Linked DNA regions of Mus musculus: region 1 is linked to region 2. A link is a loop called in an ENCODE intact Hi-C map of the cell type or tissue named here. Cell type or tissue: left cerebral cortex. All regions are shown on one strand.

Evidence for each region. A loop is a pair of places that touch in the nucleus more often than their neighbours do. Peaks named below come from ENCODE experiments on the same cell type or tissue, not always from the same donor. Only the 100,000 strongest peaks of a DNase experiment are listed, where the experiment ranks them.
Region 1: a loop joins it to region 2, with 3 times the contacts of the local background. A loop is called at or near these places in 2 of 42 quality-filtered maps.

Annotation. Positions count from the first base shown.
Region 1 is chr1:39,551,774-39,559,773 of GRCm38, reverse strand. Rnf149 (ring finger protein 149) reads left to right here. Exons shown (of 7, transcript NM_001033135.3): 5 at 1,363-1,459; 6 at 4,104-4,296; 7 at 7,259-8,000. The coding sequence ends at 7,302. Among named protein-coding and RNA genes, the nearest start is that of Snord89, 6.9 kb to the right of the region's middle. In left cerebral cortex, no CTCF peak of the experiment used is centred here; DNase peaks (open chromatin) are centred at 556, 3,544 and 4,164; H3K27ac peaks cover 1,355 bases.
Region 2 is chr1:39,897,249-39,905,248 of GRCm38, reverse strand. It overlaps Map4k4 (mitogen-activated protein kinase kinase kinase kinase 4), which reads right to left and starts at 4,336. Exons shown (of 32, transcript NM_001252200.1): 1 at 3,963-4,336; 2 at 3,675-3,740. The coding sequence starts at 4,019. In left cerebral cortex, no CTCF peak of the experiment used is centred here; DNase peaks (open chromatin) are centred at 3,036, 3,664, 4,569, 4,863 and 1 more place; H3K4me3 peaks cover 3,390 bases; H3K27ac peaks cover 3,468 bases.

The sequences.
Region 1 (8,000 bases), 350 kb after region 2:
CGATCAGCACGAGGGCATTTAGTGAACTGAGGTCAGTATAGGTTGATCATGTTCTGCACACGAGCATTGGAAGAGTTTTAGGCTGGTTTTAGAACAGGTTTCAGAGTGATGCTCAAGAGTGCACAGAAGAGAGGGGGGGTGCTGACAGCTGCACTGAGCTCATGCTGGACCTGTGCAGATGTGTTAGCTGTGCACATTACTTGCTCTCCTCATTGGGGTTGTTATTTTGTCCACTTTTCTCCTAAGCAACATGTTAAAACATCCCCAACAAAACTGAAGTTTCTTCCTTGTTTTTGGACAATTTCTTCTCGGTCAGTGAGTTTTAATTTGTGGTTGAATGACAAACTGAACTAGAGTGTTTCACAATTAAGAACTACTATTTTTTTTTTTAAGAATTACTATTTTTAATGGTACTGGCAGATTTTTGTTTAAAGAAAACCTTCAGCAGAGTAATTATAATGAGTAGTATATGTAGACACTGAACAGCTGATGGTGTAGGTGTAGAGAGTAGGAGACATACAGCTCCTTGTGGTCATGCTGTCTAGTCACACAGCTGGGGTTTGAGCTCTGTCTGTCTGGTTTCAAAACCTGTAGTTCACACATGTAAGAGGGGCAGGAAACCAAGATAAACCAACAAGGAAAGAAAGTGTGTGCGTGCGCCTTTCTGGTAGCACAGATGTTTATTCAAGAGTAGGCTTATAAAATGTGTAAATGGAAATAACCATTTTTTCTGCCACTCAGATGATTAATATATATTTCCACTTGAGTCACTTTATAGACTTGAAGAAGATATTATCAACTTGGGATTAGTTTATTACTGGTACCTTATTTGTGGGCTTTGTTAGCCTAAATGGTTTAGAATAAGTATTCTACTGAAGCACATGAAAATGATTGGGCATTGTAGCGCTTAACAGAATCCCAGCACTTGGGAAGCATAGGTACAAGGAGTCTGAGTTCAAGGCAATCCTGGACCACATAGCACATTCGAGGCCAATTGGGTAACATAGCAAGACCCTAATCTCAAAACCATAGACTAACGCTCATACACACACATGCGCGCACACACGCGCGCGCGCACACACACACACACACACACACACACGATTTAGTATGTGGTGGAAATAGATCTACCATATTTTTGTTTAATGAAGAGCTTTCACTTTAAAAGAAAAAAAAAAGCATCACTAAGTCCAAATCTTAAGTGGGAAATAGACTGGAAAATAACTTAGACAAGTAGGTGGACTTCATGTTAATGTGTGGTTGGCTCACTTTATACAGGGTGTGTTGGTAAAATGCGTTATTTCCTTTATAAGATATGCAAACATTTATTTTAAGACATTAATACATACTTAATTTTTTTAGGCATATTTTTCATAGAATATGCATTGACCCATGGCTTTTGGATCACCGAACGTGTCCAATGTGTAAACTTGATGTCATCAAAGCCCTGGGATATTGGGTTTGTTACGTTTTTGTTTATATTCAATCTCTACCCCAGTTCTTCCTGAGTATCTCACTTTTATTACTGACCCAGAGGCAAGGTGAACAGATGAAATATTCCTTCTGATATCCTTACTGTTACTTAAAGAAGTTTTCAGTATTTAAAATGAATATGTAGAATAGTCCACATAAATCCGTGAACTGAGTTTATGACAGAATACTATATAGCCTATGAACATCTTCCCCAATCTGTAATTCCGAAGTATAGCTCTGCATATGGTAGCATCCTCTGTGTGTGTGTGTGCTTATGCATGCATGGGTTTGTGCATGAGTGCAGATGCTTGCATGTTTGGTTTTATGTAAATTGAATCATAGAATGTATGAAGTAAATAGAGGTGCCACCTATATCTTCTGGCTTCAGAGACACATTTTACACATACTATACCCAATAGATTCTGATTATCTGCTCTCACTTTTTATGGGCTCCACAGTTTTTTTTTTTTTTTTAGACTTGCATGTACTCTATTATGCCTCAAAATACTATTGATAAAATTATAACTTATTTTAGCTAACAATATTTGAAGGACTGAGAATACAGCTCAGGGTGCTTGAAGGCCTTGCGCCAAAGTCCTGGACTCAATCTCCCTATCACATAAACTGGATGAACATTGTATACAACTTAAAACTGTTATAGCCATGTATGCATCTATAATGGTGTCTCTAGGAGCTATGCCTGGAACAGGGCTGGCTTCATGGGATGCAGGTGTGACAGTCGCCCTTTAGCTTGGTGTGGCCCTTCAGGGAGAAACTGTTTCATCCAAGGACGGCTGTACTACAGCCTCATCCTGCTTTGTCCTGAAATGTGTCTTCCTTATAGAACTCCTAAACTTCCTTTATTGACAGCTTTTCATTATCTGTCCCTTTAGCCTGAGATAGCATACCTCCCTCATGGGCCTGGTTCATGCCCTCTATGTACAAGCTGCAGTTCAACAAGAGGTTGAGTCTTCATGGTTCAGAATTTTAAATGAGAAAACACAGAGCTTGATGAATTGTTTCCTTGACAGAATCTAATTCCCTTCCTTAAATGCACTGTAAGCTTATGCTCAGTTGTCTTTTTTGAGTGATTCTAAACCAGCTTTTCCACTCTTGACATTTATGTGAGACCAATTTCTGTTCTTAGCTAAGCAGAGACTCGCATTCTCATACATTTTGTTCAGAGAGTATAGGCCCACTTATTTCATATATAAGAGATGAGTCTTCATTTTATATGAGGTTGAATTCTTTTCTTACTAGAATACAGAGAATGCGTGCGTATGTGGCGTACTTTGTGAAGGATAGGAAGCTATTATAACTTCAGCACTAGGGGTGTGTCTTGCTTTTAGTGTCTCAGTTTCTAGAGGAGGGCCCATTTCCCTATTACCAGTAGAGTTCTCAGTGACTCTTAAGACTTCAACGCAGTCCTTTGGTTTGCAACCATATCCACTACATTCATTGAGCAAAAACTGATCAGACAAATGCTGTCTAAGATGTTAAATTGAACTTGGCTCGGAGATAATTACGGTATAGTATAGAGATAATTACGGTATAGTCCCTTTGCTAGAGCAAGGATTCTTGGGGATTTCACTTTCAGGCCAACCGGGGCCAGTGCATATCCGGAGATACAGCACAGCAAGGGAACTTGGTAGATGCCATCTGGGTCAGAAAAGAAAGTGTTTATGCTGCCTGCTAGACATGGAGAAATGGAGGACTGTATTTTAGTGGGACTGCTGAGGGACTGTCACCTCAGTGCGTAGTAGGTGGATGGTGTGTGCACGGGGATGTGAACTCGGGTGGAGCTTGGTGGAGAGCTAGGTTTGGCAGCTTTGTTGAGAAACAGATTGGGATGAGGCTAAACAGGAGTTGGTATTGTAACATTTCAACAGGAATTTTGCTTGATGTGTCTAGGATGTCTAGTTACTGGTGAGGGAAGAGGGAGTGGTTTTAAAATGCTCCTAGGACAGAGCAGAGATGTCTGAGTGCCTGTGAACCCACGCTCACAGCCTACAAACCCTTAGTCACTTCCCAGCAGTTTCATCTACCCACGTGCATCTGTGGCTCTTAGGTTAACCAGAAAGAATGTCTGAGACACCCACCCACTGGTGTTGGGGCTTAATGGAGTATGACTAAAGGAGTCTCTGGCCATGCTTTCATTATCTTCCTTCAATGCAACAAAGAGAAGGAGGTGGGAGGGGAGTTGGAGACAAACCACAGTGGAGAAAGGACACAGAACAGATTTTTAAAACAGATAAATGAAGCCTTCATCTATTTAGAGCCTCTTTGTCTCTGACACCCTGGTGCTATGCTGTAAAATGGCCCAGGGCTGCTGCTGGGGCTGCGGGAGCAGCAGTGACGCTGTACAGACTCCGCAAGAAGACAGTTTCAGGAAGTAGCCTCTTTGTTTAAATCATTTAAAGGGCGAGATACAACTTCCATCAAGTAGGGAAACTCTTTAGAGGAAAACAAAACAAACTTAATAGGTCTTTCTGACTGGATACAGGAGATGGTGTGCCTCCCACCCCGTTCCCTGTAGAGAGCCAAAGATATCTCAAGTGAATTTACTAGCAAAATGACCCCGTACTGGTCATGTCACTGAGAAAGCCATTGTCTTTTGTCTGCCTCTCAAGGGGGACCCTGAGGATACGCAGGAGCTACCCACCCCAGAAGCTGCCCCAGGAAGGGTTTCTGTTGGGAATCTGAGTGTGACATCCCAAGATGAGGAGAGGAGTGAAAGCAACCTTCCATCATCTTCCTCGAGCGAGTCTGGGCCACACCGCCCCTGTCTTAAAGAAGATGCAGGGGAGGACACAGCATTACTAGGTATGTGGCTACAGATATAAGCGCACAATGTTACCAGTGAATGGAACAAAGTGGAAGGCAGGAAAGTACTGTCGTGTACATAAAAACCACAGGCCCCCACTTCGAGATACCATTTCAAGTTTTTGATGCATACATTCTCAAGAATGGGGGATATCACACAAATGCTGTTTGGTAAACTGTTCTTTTAATGTATGAAGTTCTTTCTGGATCACTTGGTAGATAAATTTTTATGACCAAGTTTTTTAAATTTTCTTTTGAGTTGCTCAATTCATGTCTATGTCTTCAGTGGTTTCTGTAGTCTCGTCGTATTGTGTAGCATGTGGTGAGGTCCTGGTCTTCTTGCAGCTGCTTCTCAGCTCAACTGCTTTTTCTTACTAATTCTTAGTTAACTTTTCTGATGCCATAACAAAACACCATGACCAAAGCAACTTAAAAGGAAATATTTATTGGCGCTTAAGAGTCCATGATCCTCATGGTAGGGAGCGTGGCAGCAGGCAGGCATGCCCTGGAGCAGTAGCTGAGAGCTCACAGTTTATCCACAATGAGAGGAAGGAAGGGAGAAGGACTGGGCCTCCTTTCCAGAGGCAGGGGACCAAGTAAAGGAACACATGAGCCTGTGGGGCCATTCTCATTCAAACACCAGGTCATAGTAATGCTTTCTTTTTGTTTTTTAATTGTAGTGGGCCCAAGTAGAGCCTAGGGCTTTGGACTTGCCTGATAAGGTGTACCTCCAGCCCTTTTTTAGAACTTTTTTAATTTAAATTTAATATGGAAAATACAAGACCTTTGTCAAATATTTTGTCTCCTCTCCCTCAGTTTCTTTATTTCTTTGTGTTGGGAAATGCTAATCACAAACACTGGCATTTGGCCATATTCCAGTGACTAACGTCTGTATTCTTAGCCTCTGTGTACTTTTCTGTCTTCTGACATAAAAGTATCTTGGGACTTTTATGGCATGCTAAATAGGAAAGTCTTTTTCTTCTTGGTTGGTTATGGTTCATTAGAGAATTACTGACCTATGTTTTGGTAATATTTGTAGGGTTTCTTTTTCTTTTTTCCCCCAAATTCCTTTTTGAAACTGTGTCTTATGTATACCAGGCTAGCCTCAAATTCCCTAGATAGCTGAAGATGACCTTGAACTTTTGATCCTCTGATCCCACCTCCCAAGTGTGAGATTATAGGCATGCATTACCACACTGGTTTCATGCAGTGCTTGGGATCAAAGTTGGGGCTGTGTGCATGCCAGCAGGCCCTCTACCAACTGAGCTACATCCCTATATCTGCCCCTTTATAATTAATTTATTCACTCATTTATTTATTGGGGTACCCATGTATGTCATGTAAATGTAGAAGTCAGAGGGTAACTGAGGAGTCAGTACTCTCCTACCTTAGGTTCCAGGGATAAAACTCAGGTCATCAGGATTGGTAGCAAGAACCCTGTACGCCATGAACCGTCCTGCTGGCCCTCTCTTCGGTATTCTTTAAAGATTAATTATGAAGTTATTTTGAGCCTGGTGTGATAGTGCATAACTTTAATCCTGGCATTTTAGAGGCTGAGACTGGAAAATCTTTTGAGTTTGAGGCTAGCCTGATCTATATAGGGAGTTCCAAACTAGCCAGGGCTACATAGTAAAACCTTCTGTCTAAACAAAAGAGAGGGTATAGAGATTGCTCTGTGGTTAAGAGCTCTGGGTGATCTTCCGGGGGGCCTGCGATCCATGACTAGCACTCACATGATGGCTCATGGCCATCTGCAAGTCTAGTTCCTGGGGTGTGATACCCTCTTTAGCCTGTGCAGGTACGAGGTGTGCATTTTGTATCCTTACATACATACATAGAGGCAGAATACCCATATACATTTGTCAATTAAAAGAAAGTCCTACCAACATTTTTATTAGAATTAAAATAATCTATAGATAAATTTATAGATAAAATAATTTGTAGATTAATTTAATTGAGAGTAATTGATGCTTCTAATTTTGAATTTGGCTATCCTGAATAAGACTTCCAAAATAGCAAGATTAAAATTGAATCAGATTGTTTTTTAACATGTTTTGAAAAACTTACAAGAATGGTTAGAACTTTCATTTTTATTGTATATGTCGGGAGGGGGCTACGTGTGTGTATGCAGGTGTAAGGGCAACGTGCATGTATTCTTCAAGGCATCATTATACACACACACACACACACACACACACACACACACACACACACACACGGTTTTTGTTTGTTTGTTTGAGACAAAATCCTACTAGCCTGGGACTTGCCTCGTAAAGCTAGGCTGACTGGCTGGGAGTCTCTGGTCCATCCCTCTCCACGTTTCTTAGAGCTGGGATTATAAGCACACTATTATTACACCCAACTTTTTTAATGAGTGTTCTGCAGATGAAGCTAAGGTAGAAGGCACTTTACAAGCTTAACCATCCCCCAAGCCCCTAGAACTTACGTTTTAAACCAATATTAGAAAAAAGAGGCAAAGGAATATGGTGGCTCCAGGGAATGGATTTCCCAGGATCATAAAGCCGGGCCCTGATCTCACCGGTTCTCTGGCTAACCATATTACAAAGCAACATATTCAACACAGTAAGGAATTTTGCTTTTAGGGATCCTTTTGAGTCAAACGGTGTATAGACTACTGTGATTTGAGTCCAGAAAGAAACTCAATTTCTTTCCTCAAGAGCGTGACCCCACTTGAGATGTGTAAACAGAGAGGTCCTTTAAGGGCAGTCACCAGATGAATGTTGGCTCAGATAACACTAGAAAGCCTGTGTGTCATACTTACTAAATGAAAGGATATTTCTGTATTTCTCTTGCTGGTTGAGTTTAAAATGGGTTGTCATTTTTACATGTAAGTTTTATTTAAATGTTTCTATAATTTGTTTCTTGAATTATTGTCTCCACATGTGTAACTGAGGCTGGACAGACCGACTGACCTAGGATGGCTTTTGGTGCTTTGTTGTAGGAGCCGGCAGGAGTGAGCCTCAGCATGGAGGATCCATATGCTAGCACCATCCTCACTGACAGCCTCACCGACAGAGCCTTGGCTTGAACAGGACATTCAGTTTTTTACTCTAGGGCAGAGTTTGTATACTTGAAAACAGTGGACTTTATTTTACTTTACCTTTCAGATTCAGGTTTGATATACAAAGGGCTGAGATATTTTATTCCTAAAAGACTTTTAATTAGCCTTCATCTATTTATCTACTAAATTATGATGTCTATCATAAGTTTTGTTGTATCACCTGTCACAGATGTATGTGGAGGGGTTGTTTCTGAGTACTAGACTAGCCTCTGTGGTATAAAACAAGAGTCTGTCTCTTGGGCTTTTTAGACAGAGCTCACCGAGTTGAAGTGTGAAGTGTAGTTCCTTATTGATCACATGAACGTCTCCTGAGCGGAGACTGTAGAACTTGGAAATGAGAAATCTTGCCGTGGGCAGTGGTGCAAACTGTGGCTGAGGCCCGAGGAGCTTGAGTTCAAGCCTGCTTCGGGCTGTGTAGCCAGACTGCTACAAAGGGGTTAAGAGAGAGAGAGAGAGAGAGAGAGCAAGAGAGAGAGAGGGAGAGCACGCGCGAGAGCGAGAGCGAGCATTCAGCTGGCTTGAGCTGTGTAGTCTGCAGAGACTTCAGAACCACACATTCCTTCTTATGTGGAATTGTGAAAAGAACACTAGATGATTTTATGATTTACATTTCTACTTTTAT
Region 2 (8,000 bases):
TACACACACACACACACACACACACACACACTCACACACTCACACACTCCTTATTCCCTCAAATGATTCGCTCCCTGAATCTGGAGCTAGACTGGAGGGCAAGTCCCAGGGGTCCTCCTGACTCCAACCTCCTCACAGTGCTACATTACTGGCACAGACATTTCCAGCTTTGTAAGTGAGTGCTGGGGATTTGAACTCATGTCCTCATGACTGCACAGCAGGCATTCTCAGCTGCTGGGCCATCTCCCTAGCAACTTAACTCCTCTTTGAAAGAAAAAAAATGGCAGATAGGATTCAACCTCACCAGCCCGCTTGTGTTAAAAATATTTCAAAAACCAGAACATAGCCTCAAAAAGTCATCTTTGTAGAAACCTCACTTTCACTTCCGGTCTCTGCATGTTATTTAAACACACCCCTCTAAATAAGCAACCTGCCTCTCTATTCAACCAAGCATAGGGGCTGGGAGGGCATCTCAGGAGGCAGAGCACTTGCGGAATTCAGAGTCCCACTACCCAGGTGGACATGGTGACCCTCAGCAATCCCAGCATACAGGAGGCAGATACAGGGGGCCTAGAGCCAGACTAGCTGAACTGGGAGGTCCTGGTTTTCAGTGAGAGATCTTTCCACAATTCACAGGGAGAAAGCAGTCATGGAAGACACCTGACATCAAACTTAGGGCTCCATATTCATGTGCACACGCCCACGTATGGACCCATATATGGGGGTACACATACCACATGCATGTGTATATGTATGTATGTATGTATATATGCATGTGTGTATGTATGTGTGCGTTTGTGTGTATATGTATGTGTGTGTATGTATGTATATATGCATGTGTGTGTATGTATGTGTGCGTTTGTGTGTATATGCATGTGTGTGTATGTATGTATGTATGTATGTATACATGCATGTGTGTGTATGTGTGCGTTTGTGTGTATATGTATGTGTGTGTATGTATGTGTGCGTTTGTGTGTATATGCATGTGTGTGTATGTATGTGTGCGTTTGTGTGTATATGTATGTGTGTGTGTGTATATGTGTGTGTGTGTGTGTGTATGTATGTGTGTGTGTGTATGCTGAAATAATTGAGGACTCTAGGTTGTTCAGTTAATGTTGTCCCCGAAAATGCTTTTCTTAAAATTTGTCTTTATAGCTGTTAATAAATTCACCTATTAATATCCTAACTCAAAACCACGCCATGCCAACCAATAAAAATGGAACCTAAACCAACCCGCACAACAGTATGGGATCCAGAAACTGTGTGTTTAAAAGGGAAGGGAAACAGATGCCATTTCTAGCTCTCCCTGTACCAGTTCACAAGCTTAGTAGCATGTACTGAAACAGGCAGGACATACTAAAGGGAATCTGATGTGTTTTAAGTGTGGAATGACATCGGGACAATGTTTAAAAAGAAGAAAAACAAACCTGGAGTGCTTATCAATAAACTGTTATCTAAGTTCAAGACATAAGAAAGTAAGAATATGTACACCAAAAAACCAATGGTGGGCTATTAACTGCGCTATAAAAACTCTGTGTGCATGCTTAAAAATGTCCCTAAAGATAGGGTGTGTGTGTGTGTGTGTGTGTGTGTGTGTGAGAGGGAGAGAGAGAGAGAGAGAGACTGAGAGAGAGAGAGACTGAGAGAGAGAGAGAGAGAGAGAGAGACTGACTACCTACCTGTAAGTAAAACCAAGCACTACACTACTATGTATGGGTTACACGCACCTTTTACATCAATGTCTTAAGAGATTTGAACTCAATATTTTTCAACTGCACTGGGTATAGTTAACACATCCCCGTTACTCCCCAAAAGCAGTGTTTAGCAAATCTACTTCAAAAGCCTGGGGGCGGGGTGGGGGGCGGTTAAAAGAGGAGAGGTAGAGGACAAAGAACTTGCCCAGATTAACACCACAAAGTGTCCACCTTTTAAAACCAACTAAACCCACGCTGGCCTTTTAAAAGGCACTACTGCTTTCTGGCTTAGTTCTCTACCCGCAGTTTCCACGCTGACCCAGGGAAACACAAACAATCCAACTACTGTGTAATCAGGTCAAAAACAAGCTCTGGCTAACTCACTTGGAAGAGTCTACTCACAACTTAGATCTGGCCAGAAAAACTAGGTTAGAAAAAAACCAATCCGTGCTTAAACAAACTCTGGAGCTGGGAAGAGTGTCTTTAAGCCAGTTACCAGCCAGCCACTCCAGTGAGTTGCAACACAGTCTTTTCCAAAATTTTCCAAAGCCTTCCAAATTCAGTTGGGCCCAGCAGGCTGTTAACAGGGCTCCCTTTCAAATTCAAAAATCTGGCCCAGGCCCCAACAGTTAACCAACAAAACATGCTAATTCACTTGAGATCACCTAAGAGTACTGACTCAGGCTCTGACCACAGGCAGGCCTGTCAATACCACCTTCCAGGCCCCGTGCTGGGGAGAGGGGGAAGCTGGAGCCCCGGAGAAGCAATCTTGAGCACATAAACCCTATTCACAAGGCTGAAAAGGGACAAAAGAATCCACACTTAATTTGGCCTCAGAAAATGTCTACAGTCAGCTTCAACCACCACCCCCATTTTTAGGGAAACAATGACAATTCTTCATGGTGAGCCACAAAGCCCTCCTTCATAAGATAATTTTTCTCTGTGTGTGTAGCTCAACCTTGACCCAGTCCCAGTAACTAGAAAACTCCCCAAGCAAAGATAATTCCAGAAAACCGTTTACCAACAAGAAGGAAATCAGGAAACCGAACGAACGTAAAGGTTTTTGCTTTGTTTTGTTTGTGTTTTTTTTTTTTTTACACTTCGGAGCCTGAGCCGCCTTCTAGACCGAGCGAGCGAAACAGAATGAACAACAGTTCACAGCCTTAGGTGCCAGCTCCGCGGCGACACAGGCCAACAGATTCCTCAGCTTCATCTGCAGCCCAGGGAGGAGGATAAATTTAAAGAGAGAGAACGACCAGGGGTGGCGGGTGTGAAGTCTGGCATCCTCTCTACTCCTTGCTCTCTCTCCTCCCAGCCATCTCAATTACACAGCTGTCACAAAGGTTATTCCTGGAATTCACATTTTATAATCCCCACACTGTAATTCCTCCTGTTCCCGTGGCCCAAAAGCACACTCCCCCGCCCGCTTCCCCAAGATACTGTCCACTAGAACAGGGTATGCTGGCCAAGCTTTAAAATCAGTACCAGGTAACGCTAGCCTCCCCAAGTTGGAGCCTACGGCAAGCACTCCGAAGGCAGAAGCACGATGACATGTCTCAAGAATACCAAGGCAGTGGCTGAGTGGAGTCATAGGCAAGGCCTGTCTACACCGAATTTTAATTCACGGACAAACGCAAACGCATGAAGGCCAGATTTGGAGGAAAGGGGGTTTGGGGGGAGACCCTGTGGTCACCCTCGAACACAAAATTCCTTTTCTATTTTGCTAAAGCCAAGTGCATGCCTAACAGTGTAGCTTATTTCCTTTATCTCAAAGCCAGGAAATGAGGTCTTTTAAGGCCAGTCTGAACACAGGCAAAAAAACAAAAAAGAAAAAGAAAAAAAAAGAAAAGCCAGGCGAAACCCCCTTTCCCAACTTTGGCCAGGCGGCACGGCCTGCAGTCAGCAGCGTTTCGTCACCCTTTCCCTCGTCCCCTAAGAAGTTTCTCCACGCCACGGGGAACAAAGGCGCCCCACACCGACCTTATAGACTTGTCCATAGGTGCCATTTCCAACCACTTCCACCAGCTCAAAAATCCCAGCAGGGTCCTGGAGAGAGAGGAGGGGGAGGTTATCAACTCAAAAGAGGGACCCCAACCGAGGAGGGCGAGAGGGCGGAGGGAGGGATGCAGGGCGGTGACAAAGGCTCGCCCCGCCGGGTCCCCGGGAGCGCCGTGGCACCCGCCCGCCCGCTCGCCCGGCAGACAAAGGGGCCGCCGCGCCCGCGGGTGTCCGTGTCCACCGCGGCGCGCAGGGCGCGGCCGCACTCACCCGCAGGGACGACAGGTCAATGTCCACCAGGCTCTTCGCGGGAGAGTCGTTCGCCATCTTCCCCGGGTCGCCGCTCCGGGAGCGGGCGAGAGAGCGAGAGACGGGCAGGGGCTCGGCGGCGCCGGGGCTCGGGCCGCACGGGCAGGCCGCCGCCGCCCGGGCGGCTTGTCGTCCGGTCGGAGCGGAGCGCGGCGCGGAGAGCGCTGGCCGCGGAGCTCACACCATGGCTTGGCGGTCCTCCCTCGGCCCCCACCCGCCCCCCGGGCGTCGCCCGCCGCCTCAGGCCCCGGCGCCCCGCGCGCGCGCGCCTGCACGAGCGGCCCGGAGCTGGGGCCGGAGAGCGCGGCGAGCGAGCGAGCGCGAGGCCGCGAGACAAAGATGCCGCGGGAGGCGGGGGCGGGGGCGGGGACGCGGGGCACCGACCGGCGCCGCTGAGGAGGGGCGAGCGACTCCCCCGCCCCCTCCGCCGGGAGAGCGGGCGGAACCCGGCCCTCGCCCTCGCTCGCTCGCCGCCCGCCCGCGTGAATATTCAGCAGGGGTGGGGCTCGAACAATGGCCGGGCGGCCGGCCCTCCGCGGATGGTGGCCCGGCCCGGGGTGGGGCCGGGAGCCCTCGGGGCCTTCCCGGAGGAAGTGCGGGGCGCGGCGGAACACCCCAGCCTCCGCTAACAATGAATGAAAGACTCGGAGCGCCCCGGCGGCCCCGTGGACACCCCACCCGCGCCGCTCGCCCGGGAGAGGGTGTGCCAGGACGCGCCGGGGTCGGGCCTCGGACCCCTCCGCCGCCTACGGCCGGTCGGTCCCGTAGACCCTCGTTTCCTTTTTACCCCCCAAGGGGTGTTCCTCTCCTTTCTCCTTTCCTGTCTCAGTTTGTGGCTTGGTTGCTGCTGGAGGATTCGCTGAGCATCACTTGACCGTCCGGGAGAATCCAAAACAGTCGCTGTGATTGCTCGCTGCTGTGTTCCCCGAGCCAGTTTGGCCCATGGGAGGGAGGGCGGACGGGCGAGCCCTCTGCTCGGGATCTAAAACCCTGACAGTACCTGGATGGAGATCACCACGGGTCACCAAACAGGCTTCTTCCAGCATGCCACAGCAAGTCAGCTAGGCAGTTCAACTACTGTCCCTCTTTATCACGTCCCAGGACCAGCCAAAAACATGTTTAGTGACTCCCTGTTACCTCACAGCGGGTGTTCTCAACAGTATCCCAGAATGGCCAGGTACAAGATCGCTGTAAAATTGCTTGACTCCCACATGTAGAAGGCCTAGAATGGGCCTGATAAGTTAAGAGATGAAGCTAAGCTTGGTGTTACATGGCGCCCCCCAAAATCCACTGTTTCATGGGCATCTAGTTGTCAATAACGTTCTGCACCTCCCTCCCCACACACTCCACACTGTTCTGATTTAAGCAGTACACACCTTATAGCCTCGGAGTAGAAAACCCCCAATACTGCAATTGTTGTACTCAAACCCTAAAGACCCTAGCCTAGAGAGGAGCGAGCATACTCTCCACTTCGGCCTATACCCAGAGTTCAAGTCGCTGCCCCCAGAGAATGTCCAGCGCTCTTCTGCTTGGGTTACGTTCTAAGATGTTTGACATGAGACTCCATTGTAGAGTGAAATTATATTCGGAACTCCCAATATCTGTTCCTTAGGAAACGCACAGGAACAAAAATGTTGGTGAATTTGTTAGCGCTTGTCTGGTTTGGCTTTGTTATTATTTATTGATAATACAGTGATGTGTGCAGCCCATTTCATATATCTTATCTTACTGTTCTTCACGTGAACCTTGAGTGGTACTCTTAATTTTGCTGCTTTATACATTAGGAAATAAAATCTGAAGAATTACCTCGCCCACTGTGCACAGCTGATGGCTATACAAATACGGCAGTCTCTCGGCACCGCCCCCCTCCCCAACCCACCCCCACTCCCAGTCCCTAATCCCAGTCTTTCCACAGGTTAACATCAGACCTATGACATGGAGGCCTACCTCATACCACTTCCTTCTTATCTATATGAATCCTTTCCCATCAGTTCAGAGCCATTACAGCCATTACATCCTACTATCTCGGATTTCTCCAAGCCCCGCCCCCCCCAACCCCTATCCTAAGATGCAGTGAGCAGGATCCGTACTGAAGCCATTGTTTTCCATTTTCAAGGCAGTATCTATTATTGAAAGGGCAAGCCAGCGCCCAGGATATCTGAAAGAGCATCACAATTTGTCCTCAGAGAACTTAAAGCTAATGTCCAAAGGGCAGTTTGTAAATACGCATAATATTATATTGTAATTCCAGCCAGACAGAAAGAACACTAAGCAGGTGTTCTCTGAAAGTCTCCTGGATTTAGAGCAAAGCTGAACTGGGTTTGAACCCTGGCTCTATTATTTATCAGTTGTGCAACCTTGCTCCGGCTGCCTAACCTCTCAGCCTATTTCCTCTCCAGTATACCAGATAAAGGCAAGAGATAAGAAAGACAAGAAGCCAGGGCTCAGGCAGGAGCAGTGAGGACTGTGACTAGGTCACGGGATGGTAGATTCTCCAAAGACATGACACCTGAAGGAATTCCAGAAAGTGCCATAGAGTCAACGGGTAACCCCTCTACCTGTGGCTCAGACCTCTCTTTACACTTGCTAGCATATTGCTGGGAGCAGAGGAAAAGATGGGGTTTGCTGGATAACGGTGACCCAATGTTTGCTTTTGAACCCAAAGCCAAAGTAAATGGAACGAACAGTCTCACATCTGCCCCACTTGAAATGAGCTCTGTGGGTAAACTCTTGCTGAAAATGTACATGTATTCGTTCACATAATCATAGCAAAATATCTTGAACTGGGTAACTTTAGTATGGCAGCCCTCTGTTATATTTCTCCTTTCTGTGGTATCCTTTACCTGAGACCAACGTTAGTCTGAAAAGCGTTAAATGAAAAGTTCGGGATAAATTTTACAAGTTCTAAACAACCTATTACAGCATCTTGTTATAATTGTTTTACTTTATTGTTTTTAGTAAATCACTGTGCCTACATTATGAGTTAAATGTTATCGGGTATGTATAGGAAGTTGATACATATATATTACACATACAAATGAGTCTCTGCCTATTGTGTCATTGTGGGTGTTTAGCTACCATCTCCATTTTCACACATCCATTGAGGATCTTGGCAACTATCCCCTGCAGATAGACTACTTTCTTGTACTTCAGAGTCTCTGTGTGTCCAAGATGAAGGTTTTAGACTACCTGGTTTTGAATAAGGGCTCTTCCTGTCTGGAAGACATCCATCTGGGTGCCTGAATAAGAAAAGAATGTGCTCTGAGGTGCCCTGGCCTTCTGGGATCTGCCCTTGTTGTTTGTTTTATTTGTGTGTGTGTGTGTGTGTGTGTGTGTGTGTGTTTGCCTGCTTGCCTGTGCATGTGTGAAGAGACCAGAGAGGCCATCAGGGCCCCTGGAACTGAAATTAACAGGCATTTGTGACCCATCTGATGTGGATTTGGGGAACCAAGCCCAGATCCTCAGCCAAGTGACCCTAACCACTAAGCCATCTCCTCAGCTCAATTTAGTGGAACTGTGGTACTTTCCCAAGCACCCTACCTCCCCTTGCAGACCTGAGGAGAGGGAATAGACAGAGCTTCAGCATACGAACGGGGCTGGGGACAAGCCCTGTTTGAATACTTGGTCCCAGCTGATGGAACTATTTGGGAAGAATTAGCAGGCGTGACTTTGTTGGAAGAGGTGTGTCACTGGGCGTGGGCTTGAGGCTTCAGAAGACTCAAACCATTCTCAGTGCTTCTCTGCCTCCTGCGAGTGGGTCAGGATGTGAGCTCTGAGCTGTTGCTTCCCGCCTCCTCCTGCCCTGCTCCCTGCCATGGTGGTGATGGAGGTCGACCCCTCTGAGAACTGTAGGCCCCACGTAAACCCTTCTTCTACAAGCTGCTTCGTTTATGGTGTTTTGTCACAGCAATAGGAAAGTTACTAAAATAGTATCTGATTGAGACCACAAACATGAAAGAGGTGAATTGGAAAATAAATATCAACCTGGCATTTTAGGTC